Linked DNA regions of Homo sapiens: region 2 is linked to region 1. Evidence: read pairs that join two places in POLR2A ChIA-PET (ENCODE). Cell type or tissue: OCI-LY7. All regions are shown on one strand. Links, peaks and the distances in the headings refer to the core of each region. The heading gives the core; the rest is flanking DNA. Region 1 holds the start of LOC124902461. Region 2 overlaps LRMDA (leucine rich melanocyte differentiation associated).

Region 1 (9,986 bases), core at 2,204-7,203:
ATTCAAAAATTTACAGCTCCAGCCCTGACGCAATGCAGGCATCAGAAACTCAAGCCATACAAAAGTCTATCTCCCTGCCAAAGCCTGCTCTCCCTCTAGAATTTCTTCCAGGTACCCAGGCTTGGGTTCTACTTCATCCATTCCCCCATTTCCCCTGGCACATGGAACAACGAGAGACTAGAGATGAAGCCAGAAACTACATTTCACAGCCTCTCTTGCAGCTGGGTGTAGCCACGTGACTATGAGCAACTTCTTTCTCACCTGTTTGAAAGGACACTGTGCGCTTCTTCCTCCCTCTACCCTTCTGTGGCTGGAATATGCCCAGATTTGATCACAAGAATGAGCACAATATCCTAGGGGACAAAGGAGCTCCAAGATGGAAAGAATCTGGGCCCCTGAATGACATCATGAAGCAGAGTAGCCACAGAGACCATTACCTGAGAGAGAAATGTCTTTCTGATTTAGGTCCCTGTATTTGTTTTACCATTGCATAGCCCAATACCTGAGTCTAAAGGCCTCAGGATTTTCTTCGCCTTCCTGCTGTCCATTCCAGCTCAGCCATTCACCAGGTAGAGTCCATTCATTCTACCTTCTCACTGCTTCCTGGAACTGTCCTTGCTTTGCTTGTCCTGCAGCTTCTCCCTTGTTTCCAGCTCTCACTTTCTCCCTCTTAACTACAAGACCTCCACATTGGTTTCTTTATATCCAGTCTCTCATTGTTCCATCCCATAATGTTCTTCCTCTGGTCAAAGACCTCCAATGGCTCCCTATTGCTTATTGAAGAACAAGACATGATCTTTCCTGCTTCCATCCCTTTGATCCTGCTGGTCCTTCCTCCTGGATCCCCACATCTGCCATTTTCTAGCCATCAAATGCCTATTCATCATCCAAGCCCAGATCAAGTGCTGCCTCCTCCCCAATGACTTTCACATGTTTCTACTGGAGTTCATCCTGGGCCTCCACTGATTATATCCCTCATCACAGCCCGCCTTAAGGCAACAGTTGTCTCCATGACCCACTAGACTGGACAGTAAGTTATTTGAGGGCAGAGACCCTGTCCTAGTCATCTTCCCATTGCCTCCACGCCTAAGATAATGCTGTGCATGCAGCAGGTGCTCAGTATGTGCTTGCCAGTGAACACTCACTTTCCATAGCTGGAGGCTCACAACTCTGTCTGGGCACTGTTCTTGGCACAGGTGATCAGGGTTGTCTTCCCTCTGGCCTTGAGGGCTTCCCCGGAGAATCCCGGAATAACTGAAGGGTGCTGTCCTCCTCACACTTCCCTGGGGCCTGGGGAAGGAGCAGCTGTGAACATTCTGTTTGCTCTGAGTGCAGAATCTGTGAGTGGAAGTGCACAGGTTTTATTGGCTAGGGCTTTAGAATGAGACAGACCCAGCTTTGAATTTCAGCCCCACCACTTTTTAGCTGTGGGACTTCAGGCATACTGTTTAACCTCTCTGAGTCTCAGTTTTCTCTTTTGTAACATGAGGTTACTGTAGCTACTTATCTCCTACAGGTCTTGTGAGGATATAAAAAGATAATGTAGAGAAAGCACTACATACAGTATTTGGCACAAATAAAGTGCTCACTAAATGGTATCGATAATCATAATCCAATTTCCTTCCTGATATTCTATCTGGTAAGAGTGGATCAGGGCAGGTTTCACACTAGGCCTGGTCCACTGGAATCCTTGTTGTCAGATGGAGGTTTCTCTGTGGACATGGGTCAGAGGATGTGCCTTGTCACAAATGAGTTGAGTTAGGGCTGGGTTTTGCTGGGTGCTCCCAGAAGGTGGAGGAGAGGGAGCAGGGCTGGTGTCCAATGGGGTGAGGGTGAGGGGCTGGCTGTTTGCTAAGCCCAAAGTGGCTGGGTTAAACCATATCTGGCTGGCAGGAGCCTATAGCCAATGGTACAATGTCAGGGGTAAGATGTGGCAGACTTCAGGGGCTTCCAGGCAGCCGAGGGCTCTCTGCATCAGATGGGCTGCCAGAATCATCCCACAGTGCTCAGTTTCCTCTGGTGTAAAGGATCTGGATCTATGTGGGAGGAGGGGTCCAGGACCCCACATGAGCAGGCTTGGTTTCCAGCAGAGGAGAGGTACTGAGGGCAGTTGGAAGTGGCCCACATACAGTGGGGTCAGAGAGGAAGATTACACTCACCCTAAATACCCTACATGCTAATCCTGGGGACAGCAGACCATGTCCAAGTCCTCCTCACTGGCAGGGGGCGGCCACTGATTCGGGGCCTAGACAGCTGGATCTGCAGTTTGCAGCCATTTGGACTAGAACAGGTGGGGCCAGTGGTGAGCTGGTAAATGGTGAACAAACAGCTCTTTGGTTGCGGGGGAATCTTTCATTTGTAGTACTTGCCCATTGCTGTGGTATAAATACTCCCACCATGGCTGATTTCAAGCCACTAACATAACATCACTGAGTGAGGAGTTGGGAAGAGATGTGCACATATGGCTGTTGGGAGCCAGTAGGAGCTGATTCCAGCACACCACTGGGTGAGGTCTCACACCTGCATTTGGGGAGAAAGGCAGGTATCTGTGGCTTCAGTGTACGGAGAAATAAAGGTCACTATGCAGTGTAGCAAAGAGTGAAAGGCACAAGAATAATAGACCCTGGAGCCTCATACACTATAACAAATCCCAGCTCTGCTACTTCTTGGTTGTGTGGTTTTGGGCAAGTCACTTTGCCGCTTTGTGCCTCAGTTTCCCCATCCATAAAGTGGGGCTAATGATAGTGCCTCCTTCATAGAGTTCCAGTGAGGTTGCACAAGTGTACACTGGGCTGTAGTGGGTTGACAGAAATGTTACTTATTGCAGTTGATCACACAGAGTAGTTGGAATGTCTCATTGGTCAGAATAATTTATAAAGGAAAACCCAGAGCCCCTCAGGGCATGTCCAAAGGCCCTGCTTTTTTATCTTTAAAATCTTGGATTTCCTTCAAGGTCAAGGATTTAAAATCTGCAGGCCCATGAACTACATGAAATTAAGTTTCCCACATTAAGCATGTGGACTCATTTCTGTAAAGAGGGGCCACAGCTTTCATTAATTGTCAAAAAAAGGTTGAGGTTTCTGCATCCTTCCCTCAACCCACAAAAGGCTTAAGAACTGCTGATGTGGAGCGTGTAGAATTCCCACACCCTAGGAATTGCCTAATTGCCCCAGAAGGGTTTTGGAGGAGAGGAGATGTTTGTAAAGTGTATGAAAGAAAAATGGCAGAGATGGAGAGACACACAGAGAGTCAGCCGAGAATTCTGAGATGTCTCTTCCTTGTTGAGACCTAAGGCTGGAGGAATCTTCCAGCAACGGGACAACCAAAAGGCTCACATTCATACTCAGTGCCCCTCCTGGTTCCTGCATTCTCCTTACTCCCTCTAGTTTCCCAGGGGTCTCCTCTTCTCTTCTCCAAGTCCCCCTCTCCTCCCAGTGCCCTCTTGGACCCAGTATAGGTGTCCGCTGGGCCACCTCTTTGTAGGTGCCTAGAGGTAGGGTTAAAAGTCGCTCACATGGGCCAGGCGCAGTGGCTCATGTCTGTAATCCTAGCACTTTGGGAGGCTGAGGTAGGCAGATGACTTGAGATCAGGAGTTCGAGACCAGCTTGGCCAACATGGTGAAACCCCATCTCTACTAAAAATACAAAAAATAGCCGGATGTGGTGGCGCATGCCTGTAATCCCAACTACTCAGGAGGCTGAGGCAGGAGAATCGCTGGAACTCAGGAGGCAGAGGTTGCAGTGAGCTGAGATCATGCCACTGCACTCCAGTCTGGGCGACAAAACGAGACTCCATCTCAAACAAACAAAACAAAACAAAACTCACTCACATGTTGCTAAGATTCAGTGGCACCATTTGTCTTCTTTATGGTTGGATTTTGTTTCTTTCAGGTTTCTGTAGTTACACTATAATTATTTAAGGCAAGGTCTGCCTCCGTTTTGGGTTGGAGGCTGTATTCAGTTTTTTATTTTTATTTTTTGAGATGGAGTCTCGCTCTGTTGCCTAGGCTGGGGAGCAGTGGTGCGATCTGCGCTCACTGCAAGCTCTGCCTCCCGGGTTCGCGCCATTCTCTCACCTCAGCCTCCAGAGTAGCTGGGACTACAGGCACCCCCCCACCACGCCCGGCTAATTTTGTTTTTGTATTTTTAGTGGAGACGGGGTTTCACTGTGTTAGCCAGGATGGTCTCGATCTCCTGACCTCGTGATCCGCCTGCCTCAGCCTCCCAAAGTGCTGGGATTACAGGCATGATTTCTTTTTTTTTTTAATCAGTAACATGGAAGCAGGAGGCAGGTAGGTTTAATATGCTACTGCCTTTCCACCCAGCTTTGCTTTTCTCCTTTTTTCCTCTTCTTCCTCTTTATTTCCATCTCTCTTTCCCAATATAATTCTTCTTCCTCTTCCCCTCCTCTTCCTCCTCCTTCACTTCCTTGTTCTTCCTCCCTCCTCTTCCTCCTCTTCCTCCCCCTCCTCCTCTTCCTTTTTCTCCTCTTTCTTCTTCCCTCCTCCCCCTCCCCCTCTTCCTCCTTCTTCTCATCCTCCTCTTCCTCCTCAGGGCCAATCCTACTCTACATCATTGCATTGTACATTGATAGGCACCTAAAATTCAACTGAATTGCACCAACTCTGAATTACTACTTCTGAGGGCTTCTCCAGTAGCACCCCTGCCCACTTTATCAACAAGAATTTGTGTTTAAAAGGCAGAAGTCACCATCCTGTGACCCACCAAAGGTCGGCAACAAGAGGGCTCTCTCTTGACTCTGGTTCTGGGTGACACCACTCGTGGGGTGCGGGGGAGTCTGCCAATATTCTATTCCTACTCCTGCCCCTCTTAGTAACAAAGCCCTTTGTGTTAGTCAACTTGGGCTGCCAGACAAAATACCATAGACTGAGAGGCTTAAACAACAGAAATTTATTCTCACAGTTCTGGAGGCCAGAAGTCCAAGATCAAGGTGCTGGCTGATTCTGTTTCTGGTGAGGGCTCTCTTCCTGGTTTTTAGATGGCTGCCTTCTTACATGGCCTGTCTTCTATGCATTGGTTGGGGGTGGGAGGTTGGTGGTGTCTCTTCCTTTTCTTAGAAGGCCACAAATCCTCCCAGATTAGGTTCTACCTTTATGACTTCATTTAACTTTACCTTCCTAACAGCCCTATTTCCAAATACAGTTACATTGGGGTGTAGAGCTTCAAATGAATTTTTTGGGGGACACACTTCAGTCCATAGCAGCCTTGAGTTTATCTGAGGTGGCAGTGTACCCAACTAAACATGACATTTCCCAGCCTCTCTTACAGCTATATGTGGCCAAGTGACTCAACTCTACACAATGAGGTGCAGGCTGAGGAGCGGTGTGGTATCCAGGAAGACCTATTCAAAGGGAGAGGGTCCCTTTTACCTCTTGTTCCTCTTCCTGTGGTTTGGAATGAGCTGATGGTGCCTGAGCTCAAGCAGCCATCTCGGACTCAGAGATGACGTAAGGATGAAAGCTTCCTGGGTTGGCAGAACTGAAGACAGAAGGACCCTAGGTTCTTGGTGACCGAGGGCTCCCCCAAGCCTGGACTGCCCACCTCTAGTCTGGGAGAATATCTATCTTCCATAAGCCACTATTTAGGAGTCTTTGTTATTGTCAGCAAATGCTATTTCCAGCTGATGCATGGAAGCTCCCCTGGCCCTGAGTTTTGAGCTTCAGGCAAAGACATTCAAAGTTCCTCTAAGGCCACTGCTACTTTTTCTCCTACCCTCCCTTCTTTGGAAGCATAATTTTATCCAAGAGTTCCCGATTCATGCACATTTGTCCTCCTTCTGTCTTTTGTTTTTTTTTCTTTCCTCTGCTTTCTCCTCTCTCCCTCCCTCTCTTCTTTCCTTCCTTTTCCTTCCCTCCTTCTAATATTTATTGAGCACCTACTATGTTCCAGGTACCGTGCTAGCTGCCATGATTAGAAGTAGGTATAGGAGATAATCCCTTCTCCCCAGTAACCCAGAATCCAGGCTTTCTGGACAACATAAAGAGAATATGATGGCAGGATAGATCAAAGGAAAGGACATTAAATCCGATAAAAAGGGCCTGGGGCGTTCCAGAAGGAGGTCACACTTGGCCTGAGATCTAAAGTAGAACTTTTGTGTTGCTGGTAATGAGGAAAAGAGGGTGGAGGACAAAATCCCAGGCACAGGGACCAGCACAGTGTTACTTTATTCGGCTTCATCACCTGTAAAATGGGGACAGTAATAGTAACATGAATAAGTGAATGGATGGACTAGTAAGTGTGCAGTTCATGCTACTTTTTAATATTATTCTTGTTGGCAATGTGCTGTTCACCCTGGTAGGCACAGCCCTGTATCAGTTTTGGAGACAAGCTTCACAGAGGACATGTGACTTACTTGTCCATGGTCACACAACTATAAAAAGGCACTGCTCAAACCCAAGTGTCCTGGTCCCTGGTACAGTGACCTTTATATCTTTACCCTCTGCCTTTGCATTAAGTGCTGAGGGAATGCAAAGTGAGGGAAAGATCGGTGTGTGGTGGGGGGAAAATCTAGAGGGCTTCCTGGAAGAGGAGATTTTTGAGAGCATTTTGGTAGAAAGGGAAAAAGGAAGGCATTCCAGGGAAGGAGTGTATGATGGGTGCCATCCATCAGGGTGTTGGAGGATGGGCTGGGGGGCTAGCTGGCTGGCAGAGGATTTGAACTCTGAAGATTGGTGAGACACGAGGTAGAGCAGGCAAACAGGCAAAATCAGAGGATGAACCATGATTACAGGCACCCTGATGGCCAGATTGTGGAGTGAAGCTCTAAGCCAGTGGGCCACAGGGAGCCACAGGAAGTTCTTGAGCAAGAAGGCTGGTCAAAATGAAATGAGACTTTGGGGAGAAAGGAAAGAAAGAAACAAACTTGTCTTTACTAAGAACCAGTATGAACTAGGCAGTAGGTTGGCCATTTTCAAATTTATTACTTAATTTGAGCCTCACTACAGCCCCATTAGGTTGGTATCAATGTCCCCATTTCATAGATGAGAAAACTGAGGTCAAGAGAGACTCAGCCTTAGATATGAGTCAGTGGTGGAGCTAAAAGATAGGTTAGACTGAACCTAAATCTGTGCTTTTTCCACTGCACCATGTGGCTTTATGCTGGTCTCACTCTAGGAATATTTCTTGTACTGTGAGTGTCCCAACTAAGGCATTTCCTAGCCAGGGCTAGAGTCTTTTAATAGCCCAGATACCCCCTGGGCTCACTCTGGGTCACACTGGGCATAGAGGCCTTAGTACCTTCGGGAGTTTTGGGGACTCCCAGCATGGGGTAGGATTAAGTGCTTGGCTTCCAGGTCTGAAAGAAGTAGGTTCAAATCCCAGCTATACTGTGCATGAACTGGAGAGTAATATGCTTTAGTTCACAGAGCCTCAACCCAGGTGGGGCAGCGGGATGAGCCCTGGATTGGGAGCCAACCCAAGCATAGGTTGAAACCCTAGCTGGAAGTGACAGGCACTGAGGAGGTGAAATGGTGTCTTTATTATTTCAAAATAATGAGTTGGAGGGGGTAGCGAGGAAATAAGGTTGCCCATGAGGTGATCATTGTTGAGGCTGGGTGATGGGTTTATGGGGGTTCATTACACTATTCATTCTACTGCTCTGTTTGAAAAATCTCCATTAATAAATAGGCTGGGCATAGTGGCTCACGCCTGTAATCCCAGCACTTTAAGAGGCTAAGGTGGGAGTCACTTGAGGTCAGGAGTTTGAGACCAGCCTGGCCAACATGGTGAAACCCTGTCTTTACTAAAACTACAAAAAATTTAGCTGGGCATGGTGGTGCACGTCTGTAATTTTAGCTACTCAGGAGACTGAGGTGGGAGAATCACTTGAACCCGGGAGGCAGAGGTTGCAATGAGCTGAGATCAAGCCACAGCACTCCAGCCTGGGTGACAGAGCGAGACTCTGTCTCAAAAAAAATAAAATAAAACAAAAAGAAAAAAGAAAAAAGAAAATCCCCATTAAAAAATAAAATAATAACAATAACACCAAAAACCTTTTTGAAAACCCAGCTACGTTCACCACACCCTCCTCTAGCTGGAACAGCATCTCTGGCTCCCAGGCACTGTTCTGCTTTAAAACTTCATCAGGCAAGAGCAGCCAAGGTGAGAATCCCTGCTTATAGCCATCTCTCACTAGCTGTGTACCTCAAGCCACTGTCTTTCCGCTGCTGAGCCTCAGTCTCCTCATCTGAAAAACGAGGTGAAGATTCTTTTAAGTTCAGGGGTACAAGTGCAGGTTTGTTACATGGGTAAACTTGTGTCATGGAGGTGTGTTGTACAGATTATTTCATCATCCAGGTATTAAGTCTAGTAATGGGGTGAAGATTCTAATGACCTCATGGAACTGTTGTGAAGTGTAAGTGGGATGATACAGGATCCCATGGGCTGGGCATAGCCCGTGACAGATGTGAGCAGGTCAGCCTGGGTTTTCCAGTCACTCTAAGCACCACCAGGCTGCTAGCCACATTCGGTGAGGAACCCTAAGCCAATACGTGCAGCAGAGGCCAGCCGATGACCTGACAGGGGATAAGTCCCACCTTCTGGGCAACTTTTACGAGTCTTCTGTGTAAGTACTGTGTGCTAACCGATTGCGCTGCTGGAGCTGCAGCCTTATGAGTTTTCTAAATCACAAGAAGTTCATCACCTAGTGGGGCTTTTTTATCTGCCTTTCCTCACTGCTTAAAGACCAAGCCCACATCTTTCCTTCTCCTGTCTGCTGTCGGAGCATAAGTGTGTGCCACACGTGACCAGGTGTGGCAGAGTCAGAGCAGGGGGTGGCTTCTGTGGAAGTAGGAGTGAAAGTGTGGAAACAAGTGAGTGCGTGTGTTGACAGGCATCTGCATTTGTGTTAGTTGTGCTTACTCAGAGGTCCACAGGCTTGTGGCAGATTTCAGAAGCTGGTCCTTCTTCAGCAGCTCTCTCGGAGGCACACCTCCCTGATCTGCATCTATGCGGAGTTACCCAGCACAAGGACACCAGGGTCGCTGTGTCACCACCAGAGGCACAGGTAGGGGGATAAGATTGGATGGTGGGGGAAAGGCCTGGGCCTTATCCGCCAGCCCTGCCACTGGCCTCCAGGACTTAGCCTCGGTTTCTCAAACTGTGTCAGGGACGAGTAAATGGGATGAGCAGCCCTTGGCAAGGAGTGGGCGCTAGGAAATCATCAGTGAAGGAGGGAGTGAATGAATGCAGGCCTGTGTGGCGACTGCTTCAGCATGGCAGACAAGGTGACGTATCAGAGCCTTGAGGGTGGGAGCTCCCCAGGTTGGGAAGGGACAGACACGTGGGCCAATCCTCTGGACAGGAATAGAGAACGAGGAGGAAACAAGCGCAGAAGCTGGAGCGGGTGGAGAAGAGCAGGGGAGACGGTTCGCAGCAGGAGAAAAGAAGCGAGGAGTCACAGGGAGGGGCCTCCTGGACACCGCTCCCAAAGCCACGCGAAAGTGGAAGCGCGGGGCCTCGGGATGCCCATCCAGCCGGCTGCCCGCGCGCTGGCCGGGGTTCCAGGACTCCTTCCTGCTCCGCCGGGCTCTGCAGCGCCGCCTGGTGGACACGCGGCGCTCCGCCCGGGCTCCAGCCGCCAGCCGGCGCGCCGGGGATCCCGCGGCTGTTCGGGAAAAAGCTGGAGAGAGTCGGGGGGCGCGCCTTGGGGAGGGGCATTTGTCCCTCCGAGGAGGCTCGCACCTCGGCCTGGACACGCAGCAGATACTGGCACCCACCCTTCACTTACCGCGCGCCCGGGGTGACTCGGATCCGTCCAACACGTCGGGGAATCCTTTCTGTCCTCACCCCCGGGCGCCCCAGCGCCGGAACGCTGCTGCCTCTGTGTAGCTGCTCCCGGAAGGAGTTTCATCAAACTTTTAAGGGGCTTTGGTTTTGGGTTGTGTTGATAAAATACCAAGAAGGGGCATGAAGGCACGAACGTCCCGGGTTCGTCTCCCTGCTGGTCCCAAGCCTGAATCCCAGGG
Region 2 (9,986 bases), core at 1,787-6,786, 72 kb after region 1:
TAGTTGTACCTCTGAGCTCAGAGAAGAATTTTATCACCTAACCCTCTACAGCAGTTTCAACATAGATGCACCCCACCCTTCCCCAATTTGCTCTTCCACAGACTGTACCTGATGGGACAAGCTTTCCGTCAGGTAGCAGGAGGAACTAAATTTACTCTTCCTGCCTTGGGCTTGAGAACAGTTATCTTCCTGGTTCATGTAGTATCAAAAGGAAGATCATAGACCTTGCAAGGAGCAAGCGGCTATTTTTACAACCATAAAAAAAACTCCCATCTGATTTTTTTGTCTTTACTAAAAGTTTTCATTTTATGCAATTTCTGATCTACCTTGAATTGAATGGTTCAGTTGTAACTTCAGGGTCTGCTTTAGATTTTTTTTTTTTCTTTTAAGGACTTGTTAGAACCTCTTTACAGAAGATGATTGTAAAAATCACAGGCAGTACGCAGCAAGATGGAATGTGGAAATTTGAAATTGATTTAATATTAGGAAAAAAAACCCGCTGCTTTTAGAGTGTTAACTAGTCAGATTGGCTAGGTGCAGTAGTTCATGCCTGTAATTCCAGTACTTTGAGAGGCTGAGGCTCACTTGAGGCCAAGAGTTTGAGACCTGCCTGGGCTGAACATAGTAAGATCTTGTCCCTACAAAAAATTTAAAAATTAGCCAGGCATGGTGGCACACACTTATAGTCCCAGCTACTTGGGAGGCTGAGGTGGGAGGATTGCTTGAGCCCAGGAGTTTTGAATTCTGCAGTGAGCCATGATTGTGCCATAGCATCATGAAAGGGAGGCCTCAACCATACCTCTTTATCACAGTGCTCAACTTCTCCTGGGATCCCCTATGCTATGCTGCACAAAAGCACACGCTTCCAAAGGACCTTAGGTTGGTTTAATCCAGTGGTTTTTCAAAGTTATTTTTCTAGCAGCAGAATCCTTGTCAAACAAATTATAGAAAGCCCATTATGGAATACAAATATATATATTTTTTAAGCTCAGCAAAAACAGTGAAACTATTCAGATGAACACTGGGTGTCTCAGTTCATTTTGTGTTGCTAGACAGTATACCTGAGATTGGGCCATTTATAATGAACAGAAATGTACTGGCTTATGGTTCTGGAAGTTGGGAAGTCCAAGATCTAGGGGCTGCATCTGATGAGGGCCTTCTTGCTACATCATCGCATGGTGGAAGTGCAAGGGCAAGAGAGCAAGTGATTGAACTTGCAGCCTCAAGCCCTTTTATAATCTGCATTGCTCCATTCATGAAGGTGGAGTCCTCATCACTCTTATTAATAAATGCCTCGTATTAGGCTCCACCTCCTAACACTGTTGCATTGGGGATTAAGTTTCCAATACATGAACTTTGGGGAACACATTCAAACCATAGCACTGGGTTTGGTATTAAGGTTAGAGACAAAATGCAGTTTTATACTGGCCCCAGCATTCAGATTATTCTTGTATTTGGGTTTGAGTGTGCAATATTTAAATGTCAATACACTCAGTTAAGTATTTGCAAATAGTGACATTTATTTTCCCCTTAAAGTTCATCCTGTAATATCAGATTATTGTTTAAATAATTGTAAGAAGAAGCTGTATTTTGAAAAGTGAGTTAATGTGATTGCGTAAGTTAATATACCAGTATCTTCTAGTGTGTTAAAATTTGGTGTAGTATGTCTTTGGGAGTACATACTGCCTTTTGAATTATGTTTTTTAAATAGTTAAAATAATTTAAAAGTTAAATTCAAATGAATCATTTGGAGAAACTCTGAAAGCCCCTTGTGGTACCCTAGGGTTCCATGGAACACAGTTTGAAAAACACTGGTCTAACATTTTCTTTTAATGAAGGAAATTTGGGGCTCAGAAAGTGCAAATGGTGGCTTGGTGTGATGTAATAGGAAGTTAGGCCAAATAATTTTTTACTTTTTAAAATTAGTTTTTCAAACTGCTTTTAATTTTATTTTTTGATTATAAGATAATATTCCTTTTATAAAAAGTTTAAAAATACAGAAAAACATACCAAAGGAAATAATCCATAATGTTTATGCTGAACAATTTTTACAAAATTGGGATCAGCCTGTATAAAAGGTCTTGACTTCTGTTTTTTTCTCTTAATGTCTCATGATTTTTTTTTGGTTAATTTGGTTTTTTAGTGATTACATAATATCTTTTCACATAAATCTGCCATAATTTACCCATTTTCTAATTGATTGACATATTTATATATTTTCCACTTTTTGGTGTTATTAAGACATGCTGTGATGAACATCTTTGTTTGTAAATCATTATTTCACTGTTTTCACTGTTCTGTTTGTTTCAGCAAGATAATTTCACAAAGAGTGAAATTACTGAATTAAAGATCATTATAACAAAAAAGGTTTCCCATGAAGCCCTCGTAAGGGAAAATAAATACCTATCCTCAGCCATAGCTAGGTTCGTGGTTGAGGCCCCTATAACAAAAGACAGATTAATAAGAGCATACCAATTTATTTAATAGAAATTTTACGTGACACAGGAGTCTTCAGAAATGAAGACCCAAAGAAACAGGTAAACCTGTATATTTGTTATGCTAGGTTTGATGGAGAAGTGGCTCATTGTCGAGAAGTGTGATTGGAAAAGAAAGCATGATCTGTTGATATGGAAGCAACTTAGCAAGGCCTATTTGTCCAGTTTCTTCTCTGTGTCCCTGGATCTTCAAAGATAAGGGTTTTTTTTCCTTTGGGTATAGAGAGGGCTCCTCTTTAATGAAGGTCTTCTTTTTTCAGAGGTGGAAGGCAGGAAAAAATCAGAGAATGATCTTCCTAGGTTTCATGGCCTACTTAGGGGAGAAGGGCAGTGGAAGGTGAGAGAGACCTGCCTGCTTCTGCTGTTTTCTCAAATGCCAAGGTACTTTGGGGGTAGCCTGTCCTGAATCCCATCACCCCTATTGGATTCTTCCTCCATCTCTCCTAGGGAGAGTCTAAGGGTTGGAGTTTTCTCCTTCTCTATAGGAGATGGAGGATGGGAGCTCAATGAGAAAAATAATCTTGAGCATCTTGATACAAGCCTGTCCGTGTTTCCTCTCCACAGGGGAATGCTTGTGTATGCTTACACTGGTCCAAACACAGGAAAACTTGCAGATCTGCAGAACACCTCGTGGGGAGGGGAAAGCTGTTTTTCACTCAAGGCTGGCTCACTTCTGAGGCCGCTGCTGGGACAGGGAACTCCTAAGGCTCACTCTGGGTAGGTCTTTGTCGAAGGGGGCATTGGCCAGAGCCCTATGAGGTGGCGGCCAGGCTAGTGAAGGAGGCAGAGCAAGCAACTCAAACCATTTTCAGCTTTTCCTTTGCAGATCCAACCTTTTAAGCATACCTACATTTACCTGCAATGGCAATCGTTTTGCATTTTAATGACAAATCAAGTACGCTAACTTGCATTTGAAACGAAAGTGCCTTAAATGTCTTTGGCTGTCAGAATGAGATGTTAGGAGCTTGATGAAAAGCGAACAAAGAAGACAAAGTATGAAGCCTGGATACAGTGCAAAATGAAATAAAACCTTGTATGGCCTGTCAGGGGTGTCAGTTGATATTCATATCTAAAGCACATTATAGCATTACTTTGCAGCTCATAGCTTACTCATCTGTCTTTTTTAATTCATCACATTCGAGCCCACATCTTTTAAGTCTCGTGTGTCAACAATGGAAGAAATCTGTTAATTGACAAATGAGTGTCACAAATGTGAATTGGTGCCTTTACATCAGCGGCAGGTGTAGTCTCTTTTGTTTTTTGTTGGATCTATTATTGGCATAAGCCAGTGTAAGACATCTGTCTTTGTCGGAATGAGAAATGACAGGCCTTCTTGGCTGTCATTGTCTTAGTGCGTGCTCATTCTGTGAGATACTGTATAAAGATAAAATGTCAGTTAAAAGAATATGAAAAACTATCTGGAGGAAGTCCTTAAATTACTCAGAGAGGGGATCCGGGAATTGGGGCTGGAATTGAAATCTGAGTGTTTCAGTTTGTATCTATCACACCTATTTAAAAATAATATTTCCTGAGTAACAGGATGAGGTTATCAGGCATTTAGGAAAATGTTATGTTGTGCTGGTATAATTAGCTTTATAAGGTGGGGAGAACATCTACCTTTGCAAGATATGAATTTATTTATTATAAGGTCATCTCTCAGACAAGTACAGAATTGTCTCAATAAAAACATTCCAGGTAGGATTCTGGGCGTTGATTTGCATGTGTTTTGAGATATTGAAATTGTTCCACTCCAATTTCTTTTTCGGTTATATTCCTATCTGAGACTGATGAGAAGCATAATGAAATAAAAAGCAGCAGTTGTAGAGTGATGAGACAATTAGCGGGGAGCAAACTGTTAGTATCACTGAGCTCCTGGTGGGTTTAGATGCAGGCGAGTTCTGGACACCTGAGGCTCCGTTGTTAACTCCAGTTGCCGCTGGTGAGAGAGGAGGCAGCGGATCTGAGGGTGGAGGAATGCTCCTGCATCCTCTTCTCTCTGCTTCAGCCCGAGCTGGAGAGCTTGGAATTTTAGAGTTGGTGAGGACAGGGTGACCTCAGCTGGGCATGTCTTGAGTATGGGATGGGTGGGCTCTAAGGGGTGCTTTCCAAACTTGAGCGTGCACACACATCCCCGGGGAACTTGTGAAAATGCAGTGTCTAATTCTGTAGGTCTGGGGTTGGGCCTGAGACTGAGTTTCTAACAAGTTCCCAGGGGATGCTGACCTGCTGCTTAGACCTGACTTGAGCGTCAAGGAGTTCAGTCCATTCCTCCCACAGACTGTCTGAGAGGCTCCTGTAGACAATGTGGGATGATGAGCTGAGAGGAGTCTTTGGATGCTCGGGTGGGCTACACTGTTCTGGATGATTTTTTTTTTTTTTGAGATGGAGTTTCACTTTTGTCGCTTAGGCTGGAGTGCAGTGGTGGGATCTCAGCTTACTGCAACCTCCGCCTCCTGGGTTCAAGGGAGTCTCCTGCTTCAGCTTCCCAAGTAGCTGGGATTACAGGTGCATGCCACCACACCAGCTAATTTTTTGTTTGTTTGTTTGTCTTGTTTTTTTTGAGATGGAGTTTTGCTCTGTTGCCCAGGCTGGAGTGCAATGGCGCGATCTTGGCTCACTGCAACCTTTGCCTCCCAGGTTCAAGCGAATCTCCTGCCTTAGCCTCCCGAGTAGCTAGGATTACAGGCATGTGCTACCAGGTTCGGCTAATTTTGTATTTTTAGTAGAGATGGGGTTTCTCCAGGTTGGTCAGGCTGATCTCGAACTCCTGACCTCAGGTGATCCTCTCACCTCGGCCTCCCAAAGTGCTGGGATTACAGGCATGAACCACTGCGCCCGGCTAATTTTTGTATTTTTAGTAGAGATGGGGTTTCTCCATGTTGGCAAGGCTGGTCTCGAACTCTTGACCTCAGGTGATCTACCCGCCTCGGCCTCCCAAAGTGCTGGGATTACAGGCGTGAGCCACTGCGCCCATCCTGTTCTGGATGATTTCTGTGTCAAAAAATTATTTCTGTAGAAATGTTTCTAGTCCCTTCAGAGCAGGCTGGGATCCATTGATTTTTCTCTAGTTCTCTGGGGCTGTAGGGGTCGGGGACAGGCCTCTCTCCTAAGTCCAAGTTACCTAGTCTTCTTCGAAGGGGTTGGCTGTGTGTGTTGTGCACATGTGCTCACTGTGGTGAGAAGGACATGTACTAATGTTTGTGTTAGCAGAAATTATGTGTTTTTGTGTATACTCGAGTGGTGTGTTTGTGGATAGGCATGTAGCAAGACTGTGCACTAGTTTATGTGTATGGTATGTAAGCACACATGTTAGCTGTATGCTTAGGGTTGGGCATATACCAAATCTAGAGGAAAGGATGAGATGGAGGAAGGGAGGAACTTTGCCAAGAGGAGCAATAAGGCTCTGTAGCTGATACTCATTTGGATAATCAGATCGATGGGATATATGTGAGGAAGAAAGGAACGGCATGAGGATCTGCTGCTGGGGCTAAAATGGAGTCCTTTGGTGTCATTAGTCTTTGGTAAACATATTTGCCTCCAAGGTTCCTCCTGGCACACTGCTGTGGAGCTGACTGCAGTGTTTATTTTCGGATGGAATAGACCCCCAGCAAAGTTAGACAATACTACTGGGATCAGGGGAAGTCCTCAAATTATCATCAGAGGATCAAGGAAGGGCAAAATATGTGCAGCCTCAAGGACAGACACTCTCCCTTTTCTTTTTTATTTCAGCTGGAGCCATGACTCAAGAGAGCACAAAGCCACCTCTTTTCTTTTCACGTAAACTAATAATGAACTAATGAGTAATTGGGAGGATGAAACTGGTATTTTGCTGAGGGAACTCAGGAAAGCTGATGGTTCTTTTTCCAGACTTTTCGCTCCTTCCCTGGGGCCTCTTCCTTCTTCCTTTCAGATTCTGTGTCCCACAGACCTTTTCCTGGCTGACCCTTAAATGCTCTGCTGTGGAGGAAACTTTAATTTTGTTTTTAAAAGCAAAACAAGGCTTACCTGAAGAGGATGAGGCAAGCCAGAGAGGAAGAAAATCATCTCATCTGAAAAAGCGATCTAAGCTGTAGCAGAAACCCTTGTCACTGTAAACTAGAATGGAATGTTTTTGTCACGTGGAGAGAGGCCCATTTTGCTTTCTGTGGAGGTACATTAGTAAAAAGGAAGTTGCCAGAGTATACGTGTGTCCTTGCACATGTCTTCTGTTCGCCTTCTAAAAATGGGCAAAGCACGCACATCTATCTTGTGTTTATCCATACACAGGTCTGTGCATGCAGACACAGGCCAGATCCACATGCAGACATCCTTTTGTATGCATACTGTGGGACTAGGTACATAGGAAGACCATTTTACGTGCCCTCTCTTGGTTTTTCATTGCCAGCTGTCACGGAGAATCTGAAACAGAGAAAAATTTATTGGGTAGTATTTAGAAACATGTCGGTGGTAATGACTGCAGCTCTGATTTCAATTAACACCCACTAAATTTAGGCGAATGCAGCGCATTTGTAGACCTGTTGAACATGCTTGGCATCACGTTGCAAAAATCTGAAGTGGCCATGGTTTAAAAAACATTTCATGCTGACCACTGCTTTCATCCTTCCCCCCTTCCCCCAATCTGGCATATGGTAGCAGGCTCCCCTGTGAAATGTAGAAACTTCAAAATTCTCTCAGTTTGGATTTTTATAAAATGACCTTTCAATTGCAGAGAGCACAGTTAAAGTTTTAGCGTCCAATCTTGCTTAATGAAATACTACTTTGGAGTTCATAATTCATCATTTCTTACACCCTGCTCACCCCCTTTTCTGACTATTTGGGTGAAAACAGCTGGGGAAGTGCTGTATTTTATGATTAAGGCACTAAAAGATTAGCCATAGGCACTGCCCATCCATGGGGCTACAGAATTCAGGCTGCTGACAGCAGATCTGTTTTGAATCGGACTCAGATTAAAGTGAGTGAAAATCATTTGGGGGCTAGGGTTCGAGAGGTCACACATGTGATGAATTGTGGGTGCTTGCCTGGCTTCCCAGGCGAGAACCATAAGCAATTATTAAATGCCATTGTGCGTCAGGAAGGGTTGGTTGGTGGTGACTTTGAAATTTTCCAGAAGCAAGCCTGGGAGATTGCAAAAGGTAGTGTAAAGTGTTGGATGGGAGAGGATGTGGAGGGCTGTTGCTTAATTTTGGGGGAGATTTTTATTCCCTTCCCATCTTTGGTTTTTCCTGGGTCTGTAGTGATAGAACCATCATTCCAGGGGGATGGGGTGGGTCTGTGGGGGAAGCCTCTATGGTACCTTTTTTCTTTGCCTGATAAGTTCTTCAGTTGCCCCCTGCTTTCTCTGGGTGCTGTGGGAATTAGTGGTTTTCCACCAGCCTTGGGCTGTTCTGTGAGCATTAACATACCTTTATAGACAACCTCTTTTTCATCCACCGAAGCCATCTCGAGCTACCCTGGCCAGCTATGCAGCCAGCAGAGATTGATAAAAAGTCTGGGCTCATTCCCTCCTGAAGGTGCAGGGCTTGGAGTGTCTTGGATAGGTGAGGCTGTGCCCTGCCCCCTCCTCAGCATTTTCCATCTGAGGTGATGTGGCTGATCCCTTTGGACCAAGTCCAGAAAGCCCTTTCGTCACAGAAAGGAAACTCCCCCTACTGAATCTACCCTTTTCATATTTGACCTGGATCTCTCCCACCTCTAAACCCTCCCCTCTTCCCTAGATTCTCCTTTTCTAGCTTTTGGGAATAAATCTTTCTGAAAAGGAAAGAAAAAATTAAAAAAAACCAAACCCCAAACTCAAATAGGTTTAGTTGGTGATTTAGCAGTTTTTTTTTTTCCAGTGACTCAGTTGATTTATTCAGCAGTTACCAAATGCTTGTTGTGTGTGATGTGGGGGCTTAGGCATTAGAGATGCAAAGATGACTAACACCTAATAGAGGAGACATGAAGAAATAGGTGACTGCAACCCAGCCAAGGGAGGACATCCTGAGGGATGCATCAAGTACGACGACGTGGACATATGGCAGTCGGCCCATCCTGGAGGGGGTGGAAAGGGGTCCTGGAGTCAGAGTCTGAAGCGACCAGTAGGCTGAACCGTTCAGGAGGCTGAGGAGGACATTTCAGGCAGAAGGGCAAGTGTGAGCCATGGCAGGGAAGGGTGGAACAGTTGCAGCCAAGGCTTGGCTTGCCCTGGTGAGTGACTTCCCCACCTGCCATTATTTGACCAGCACAATATTTGGCCCCTAGTTGTCTCTGTTTATTCAGAGAGCACACACTGAGTGTCTAAGTTGTGTGAGTAACTGTCTTAGGTGTTTGAGAAGAAGAAGACCTCGCCCTCTGTGCCTCTTATTTGCCCCTGCTCTTCTTTCTCTTCTTTTTCCCTCCTGAATTTTTCCCACGTTTTACCTCTCTTCAAGATAAGGAATTGGGTAGGAGAGGGAAACAAAGGGTGTGGCCTCCCCAACAAGTATCTAAAGTGATGGGTTCCTGGAAGACCCCATGCTTGTGTGTGGATAAATTGTGGGGACAGGACAGTATACCAGACATCAAGATCGCAAAGTTGGGCAGGCACAGTGGCTCATGCCTGTAATCCCAGCACTTTGGGAGGCCGAGGTGGGCAGATCATGAGGTCAAGCGATTGAGACCATCCTGGCCAACATGGTGAAACCCCATCTCTACTAAAAATACAAAAATTATCTGGGGCTGGCGGTGCATGCCTGTAATCCCAGCTACACAGGAGGCTGAGGTAGGAGAATCGCATGAACTCGGGAGGTGGAGGTTGCAGTGAGCCGAGATCGCGTCACTGCACTCCAGCCTGGTGACAGAGTGAGACTCCGTCACACACACACACACACACACACACACACACACACACACACACAAAGTCGCAAAGTATTGCTCAGTCATACTTAGGTAGAAATGGCTGATAGTGGTATAATAATCTCCAAGGATTATCTGCATGTTTCCATAACTGATCCTAATGGTTGAAGTATTAATGATGGAGCATCAGTAGTCTGGAACCAGGCAAAAGTATTTGATTTTAGGGGAGAGGTTGGGGCATTGATAATAGCCCCAAAGGACTTCACATAAATGGTTGTCGGTTTCCCCCATACATAAGTTCCTTTGCTTCCCGTGGTCTTTAGTTAACTGAATCCTTTTTTTGGGGTGCGGGGCGGGGTTAGGGAAGACTGTTGGCCATATCAAAGGATGTAAAAAGAAGGACCATTAGGACTCCCATGCTATCTTCATTTCTTTGTTATTGTGTGGTCATTGCATGTAGGGGACAGGGCAGCTATAGTATCTAATCACAGAGATCTTTCTGGAAAGAGCCCTTCCAGAAGGAAGATTTGCCTTAAGAGATACCCAGGGTGATGAAACAAACACCTCAGCAGTAGACTCCCCTTTGCTGTGGCCCCAGTGCTCATGGGTTAGAGGTGGTTTGGAATTTTCTTTTGCTCTTAAGGTTCTGCACCTGAAGTGATGCTAGTCACTTTTTGG

The links. ChIA-PET counts read pairs that join two places held together with the same protein. Peaks named below come from ENCODE experiments on the same cell type or tissue, not always from the same donor. Only the 100,000 strongest peaks of a DNase experiment are listed, where the experiment ranks them.
Region 2: POLR2A ChIA-PET joins it to region 1 with 11 read pairs; 7 of 35 experiments call an interaction of 5 or more read pairs at or near these places.

Annotation. Positions count from the first base shown.
Region 1 is chr10:75,385,931-75,395,916 of GRCh38, forward strand. It overlaps LOC124902461, which reads left to right and starts at 4,199. Exons shown (of 1, transcript XM_047426122.1): 1 at 4,199-9,986. It also overlaps a transcript of ZNF503 not described here. In OCI-LY7, for the core only: no CTCF peak of the experiment used is centred there; no DNase peak of the experiment used is centred there.
Region 2 is chr10:75,458,631-75,468,616 of GRCh38, forward strand. The region is part of intron 2 of LRMDA (leucine rich melanocyte differentiation associated); the gene reads left to right. Among named protein-coding and RNA genes, the nearest start is that of LRMDA, 32 kb to the left of the region's middle. In OCI-LY7, for the core only: no CTCF peak of the experiment used is centred there; no DNase peak of the experiment used is centred there.